Regions from separate parts of the Mus musculus genome. Here region 1 is linked to region 2. Evidence: chromatin contacts called from ENCODE Hi-C or POLR2A ChIA-PET data. All regions are on one chromosome and are shown on one strand. Each heading gives the region's core, a stretch centred on a gene start or an enhancer-like site at or near the end of the contact. The rest is flanking DNA. Distances are from core to core; before and after follow the strand shown.

Region 1 (3,112 bases), core at 289-2,788, 78 kb before region 2:
CCAAGTGGCTAGGAGGAGGGTCTCACAGCCTACCCCTACAATGACGCACTTCCTCCAACAGGGCTACACCTAGTCCAACAGGGCCAGACCTCCTCCAACAAGGCCACACCCACTCCAACAAGCCACATCAACTGCAAAAGGGCCACGCCTACTCCAACAAGGTCATACTTCCTAATAATGCCACTCCCTGGGCCAAGCAAATTCAATTCACCACACTGGGATTTGCCTGTCTACTGCCATGTGACTTGGGACAACTCTCCCCCTGCCGCCTCCCCCCCCCCACACTCTGCTGTGGGCCCCATCATCTCTAGGACTTAAATTCTAAAACCCCCTAAGAAGGTTCAGGATCAAATAGATGGAAGACTGCAAAGACCAGGGATGGCCCCTTCTACCTAGCTGCTTCCTCTTTATCCCCAGATCTGGAAATCCGTGGCCCCAACTTACATCTTTTGGCTAATTTGGGCCTGACTCTGAGACCAGCTCAGCAGCTCCATAGTTGCCAGTGTTGATGTGAGCTTGCCGAGAGCCACAGCCTGTGTATCTGGATCCCTCTCTGAAATCTCCAATGATCTTCAAGGCTAAGACAGGTGCCTCTCTGAACCTGAGAAGCACCAAGTCTGCAGAGTCTGCCAGGGGCTCTCAAGGTTGCCCTTGGCTGTCCTGTGCCTATCCTAGCCTTGATTTTACCCTGGCCCCAACTGTAGAAGAGTGCTAAAGCCACCTGACCAAGAAGAAGGAGTGTGGGAAAGCAAAGGAAGGCTAGTTTGTTCCCCAAGCCCTCTCTAGGACCGTCTCTACCAACTTCACAATAATGTCCACATAGCCCTGCTCAGCATCTTAGAGCAAGCCCCAGAAGCCACTTCAGTCCCTTTAAGTGATGACACCTGAGGGCCCAGCAACCTCTGCCCTGTCTCACCTGAGAACAGCTCCCAGCCTAGGGTAAGCAACCCCAAGCATCCCTGTAGATGCCACCACCACAGCCACAGAGACACACCAACAAGACCAGTCCACAGCTAGTCTCATTTAACTCTATGTCCTTCTAGAAATTTGACACCACAGCCCCATCCCTGCAGGGGAAGGAGGGGGGGCGGCTCATCTGGGCAGCAGGGCCTCTTCCCGAGCAGAGTTTCAAACCACAATGTCTTTGGCTTCACCACATAAATGGCAAGAGGGATATTCAGGGATGCAGGAGGGAAGCTGGGAAAGGATGGCCTGGCTGCCTGCATCCTGAGACAGGTCACAGCAAAGCAAGCACACAGGAGACTGGGGCAACAGTGTGGGCAGGCTGCCTCCCCACCCACTGAGGTCGTTCCCCCTCCTTGCCCCAGCTCCTTTGCAGCAGCAGGCTGGGAGCCCTGGTGTGCCCGGCGCCCCTGTGATTGGCAGTCTGCAGATGGCGGGATGCCTTGGAATTTATTATCCAAGCATGCCTTTCTGAGGGGGCCTCGCTGCCTGACACTGCTTTATCTGAGGGCTGGGAATGGTTAGCCGATCCCATCTGTTAGCCAAAGAGTGAAACTCAGTGGGTGGGGAAGTGTATGAAGTCATTTAAAAGGAATTTCTCTGATGCTGAGGCCAGGGTGGTAGGTTATCTGCTCTTGGGCCCTCAACTGCCTGACTCTGGGACCCTGGGTCTTGCAGCAGGGTGCATGGGTCTTACAGTGGGTGTATGGGTCTTGTGGCAGGGTGCATGGGTTTTGCAGTGGGGTGCATGGGTCTTGTGGTGGGGTGTATGGGTCTTGCAGCAGGGTGCATGGGTCTTGCAGCAGATTGCATGGGTCTTGTAGCAGGGTTCATGAGTCTTGCAGCAAACTGCATGCGTCTTGCAGTGGGGTGCATGGGTTTTGCAGCAGGGTGCATGAATCTTGCAATGGGGTTCATGGGTCTTGCAGTGGGGTGCATGGGTTTTGCAGCAGGGTGCATGAATCTTGCAATGGGGTTCATGGGTCTTGCAGTGGGGTGCATGGCTCTTGCAGTGGGCTGCATTGCAGTGGGGTGCATGGGTCTTGCAGTGGGGTACATGGGTCTTGCAGCAGGTTGCACAGGCCTTGCAGAAGGTGCATGGGTCTTGTAGCTCATGGATCTTGCAGTGGGATACTTGGCTGACTGTGCCTCCTTGTTCTAAAGCAAACATTGCCAGATCCTTCCCATTCACAAGCAACTGGAAAATCACAATGTTCTTCCTGAACTAAAATTTCTGTTCTCATACCCTCAGTATCTTGGGGACAGATAGGGATACATGCATGACTCTGAGTTAGTACTGAAGTCACTAATGAATCCAGGAGCTGAAAAATAAGCAGAGCAAGCAGATTCTCTCCTAAGGCTGCGGGCCAGCTGGCTTTGCATCCTCCCTCACTCTGACATTGGGAGAGACTTCCAAGACAGGTGTGCCCAGGGGTGACTCTCCGCTGGTCACTGAGGGCTCATGGGTACCTGGGAAGGGCTTGGGGCTGAGGTTTCCAGGGCCTGGGTTTGAGGGTGACTCCTGCTGGATGGTGTAAGGACCATGTAAAGATGTAAAGAGAGAGGCTGGGACAGGAGTTGAGGAGTACACATGCCAGGCAGGGTGTCTCCTCTATGTCTCCATAGGCTCTGCTCCTGCTTCCAGGACTCTGGACCAAAAACATGAATAAATTGAGTGATTAATTGGTACTGCATTGTTTGGTGGATGTTGCCCCTGCTATACAACAGTTTTCACAGTGGTGGTGTTGCTATAGTTACTGCCTCATTTTGTATTTTTACTACAGGGAGAAATAAACCATTATATATACTCAATGGACATTAGACAATGAATGAATGAATGAATGAATGAATATGAAATGAATGAATGAATGTGAAATGAATGAATGAACATACGACCAAGTGAGTTTGAGAGTGAATGACTTAATGGTAAGTACTTGAATTAATGAATGAGTGAGTGAATAAATGAATGGCTAGGGTGTTGAGTGGAGCCAGCAGATGAGCTCAACAGGACGAGGCAAGCAGAAGCCTAGGGCTGAGAGGCCTCTGGAAGCAGGCCCAGCTCTAGGTGTCTAAGAGTTACCTTTGTACTCTCTCACACCTGGAATGTGGCAGCCATCTGACTGTGTCAATGTCTTGCTCAGCCTTTGGG
Region 2 (3,065 bases), core at 524-3,023:
TCCTCACTACTGCACCAGCCATCGGCGCTGGAAAGCATTTGTCCCAGGGCCTTTATTGTGTGCAGAGGAAACCTCAACCCCATCTGAGACAGGCTTGGTGATAATGCTGTTCTCAGAGGAACTGGGGTCCATGAGACACAGCTGGGAACATGTACTACAGCAGGAGAATTGGGGGAACCCTGAGACACAGCTGGGGACACACACTGCAGCAGGGGACATGGGGACCCTGAGGCACATCTAGGGACATGCACTGCAGCAGGGAACATGGGGTCCCTGAGGCACAGCTGGGACATGCACTGTAGCAGGGGAATTGGGGGACCCTGAGCCACAGCTGGGACATGAACTGCAGCAGAGACAGGCTTGGTGATAGCTTTGTTCTCAGGGGAAGTAGGGTCCCTTAGGCACAGCTGGGGACATGCACAGCTCCAGCTTGTCTACCCTCGATCCAACTTACCATGTGGCCGATGGAGAAGCCTAGAGGAGTATGGAACTCGGGCAGAAGCCAGCTTCTCTCTGTGGATCTGAGCTTCCTGACTATTGATGTCCCCGAGCTTGAGACTCAGTTTCCCCACTTTCAAAGTAGAGACCTCCCGATGACCTAGGAATAACTTCCGTGTACAGAACAGTCGACACTTTATGAGGTGACCCTCACAAGCCACTCAGCACAGCGCCCCACCATGGCAGTTGGGGGACACACACTCTGTAGCATCTATCTCGAATGAGCCCTGTGAACAACCTGGTTCATGATGACAGGATGCAGCCACCATGCGCAGGGTCCCTGAGTGAAGACGTGACAGAGTTGAGCAAAGGGTGTGTCTGGAGCACAGCGGACGCTCTGCGAATGAGCACTAACATCCGTGTCAAGTGTTATTAATTGTTATCAACATCACAGACACTGCTGACATCTGTATTGGGTACCTAACATTCACAGTCTAGGAGAAATGATCTCTGAGTTCCTGACATCTGGGGACTCTGCACATCACAGGGGAGAGGATGCTTCCATTCAAGGGGTTTCCTTCAAGAATAATGAGGCCATCGTTTGATGGGTCAAACACCAGGGACCCTGGTATGTGAGAATCCAGAAAAGAAAAGAATGACCCTTAGGATCAGTGTCTCCCAAGCACGGCCAGGGGTTGACTTACACTGTTGATCTGACGCTCAAATGGAACTGGGTGTCCTGTGTTTCCACTTGCTAGACCATAAAACCACTGGTATCCATGACAACAGCTCCTGTAACTTGAGGAGCCCAGTGACTCCCCAGGCTGCAGAGCTGGCCTGCCAAGGCTCTTGGCCTAGGCCCTGGGCTCAGTCACTTCCTGTGGCTGGCTGTCTTGAGCAGGGCTGGGCTTCTCTGCTCAAGTCGCATTAGGCCAGCTGTCTTGACTCCTGCGTCCTGGTGGATTCTAAAGTCTGTGGACGATTTTGTACAAAACTCAGGAACGTGGACCTTGCTGTGTGCACTTCAGGGTCCCAGGCGAGCCACCTGCTCTGGCACACCGTGGTTGGGTCCCCGGGCCCCGGCTGTGGTTGTAATATGACCCAGTCCAAGGCAGACGGGTGCTGACTTGCAGTGAGCAAAGCAGCCAGGACAGAGCAGCGTGGAGAAGGAAAAGAATCCGAGATGAGGCAAGCCTGGCCTCGGGTGACCTGGCCCGAAGGCGGCCAGCCAAAGCTGGGTGTGGAGACCTTCCTACGCACATCCTAGGCTGGCAGAAGGCTCTTGAGGTCAATGCCAAGGTCAAAAGCAGGCACTGAGTCACCTGGAGATGGGATTCAGGACTCTCTGTCCCAGCCCCAGCCTGGCCTCTTTCTCTGGCTTGTTGCTCTTCTCCTCCCTCTAGGCTGCCTCTGCCGAGAGAGGGTCCCTGAGTGGGTCCCTCCAGCCAATACTCTGGAGGCATCCCACCCTGGACTCGTGCTTTTAAAGCTGGTTTCTCTGAGTTACAGGCCAGAACTGGGTTCCCAAGCCAGGCTCTCATCACAGGAGAGGCATGGCTAGTGACCTTCAACTGTGGACCTTATTCAAACAGTGCACAAAACTCTGATCCTAAGGAGAGGCTCAAGCTGCAGATAAAAACCCCTTCCTTCCTTTTCTTCTCTCACTTCTCTCCCTCTGCCTTTCTCCCCCTGTCTCCCTCTCTTGAGGAAGGAAGGGCTCTTAGGAATGAGACAATTTACAAAAGGTTCTGCACAGCCAAGGCATCTCTAGAGCATTCTCAGGGCTCAGAATGATCGGAGGCAAGGAAGGCAGAGCGCCTGGCCAAAGGCCTGCAGCTCCATACGAGGGCTCTGCCGTGGCTGTGCAGCCTCTAAGGGTTTTGCTCTCCTGGTTTGGTTTGGATTAGATCAGAGGGGCCAGTCTGGGGGCCTAGTTGAATATCCCTGTGCTAGCCCATCCCTGAGAGTGCTGGTGCTGGGACATGGAGAAGAACAAAGTATAAGGACCCATAAGGACCATCCATGGGTGTAAGTAGGAGGTGACGCCCGCTGGGGAAGCCCCGGGGTCGGTGGGAAGGCACAGTATAAATGTGTCCATCATGGGGAGGATACCCCACCACCTTCCAAGCCACTAGAACCAGGAACCCACTATGTTGGAGGAAAGAAACTTTGGAATCTTCTGTGGGTGCAAGGCAGAGTCCTGGTCCCCTTCCTCTACTGATTCAGACTTAGACTCACACTATCTGTCTAGAGATATAACATATCGGCCAGTCTTTAACAGACATTCACGCTGCCCTGGTGTGTAGAAGTGTTTCCAAGCTTCACCTATACTGAGAGAATTGGAGTTCAGAGAAACAGTGAGCCACGTGAGAACACACAGCAGGATTCCCTGGGAACCAGAAGACAGGACAGGCTTGTTCTGGAGTGGATGGATGGATGGATGGATGAGTGGACACAGACAAATGGATAGATGGATAGATAGCTAGATAATAGGTGAAGAGATGGTAGATAGATGATAGATTAGATAGATGACAGATTGATAGAGGGATTCATAGATAGATAATAGATAAATAGATACATTATGATAGATTAGATAAATAGATGGTATGTTGATAGATACATAGATA

Evidence for each region. A loop is a pair of places that touch in the nucleus more often than their neighbours do. ChIA-PET counts read pairs that join two places held with the same protein, here RNA polymerase II (POLR2A).
Region 1: POLR2A ChIA-PET joins it to region 2 with 49 read pairs in Patski. The contact joins two enhancer-like sites. A Hi-C loop is called at or near these places in 1 of 37 maps with a recorded cell type or tissue (heart). POLR2A ChIA-PET finds 5 or more read pairs at or near these places in 1 of 5 experiments (Patski).

Annotation. Positions count from the first base shown.
Region 1 is chr5:111,875,682-111,878,793 of GRCm38, reverse strand. No RefSeq gene overlaps it. Among named protein-coding and RNA genes, the nearest start is that of Gm29935, 16 kb to the left of the region's middle. Within about 2 kb of position 1,538, at least 1 of the 3 ENCODE cell types and tissues checked has a DNase peak (open chromatin) inside an H3K27ac peak, as active enhancers do; it is heart, where a contact is called at or near this core.
Region 2 is chr5:111,798,404-111,801,468 of GRCm38, reverse strand. Gm36535 (a long non-coding RNA gene) reads right to left here. Exons shown (of 2, transcript XR_003955955.1): 2 at 1-598. Among named protein-coding and RNA genes, the nearest start is that of Gm36535, 6.6 kb to the right of the region's middle. Within about 2 kb of position 1,773, at least 1 of the 3 ENCODE cell types and tissues checked has a DNase peak (open chromatin) inside an H3K27ac peak, as active enhancers do; it is heart, where a contact is called at or near this core.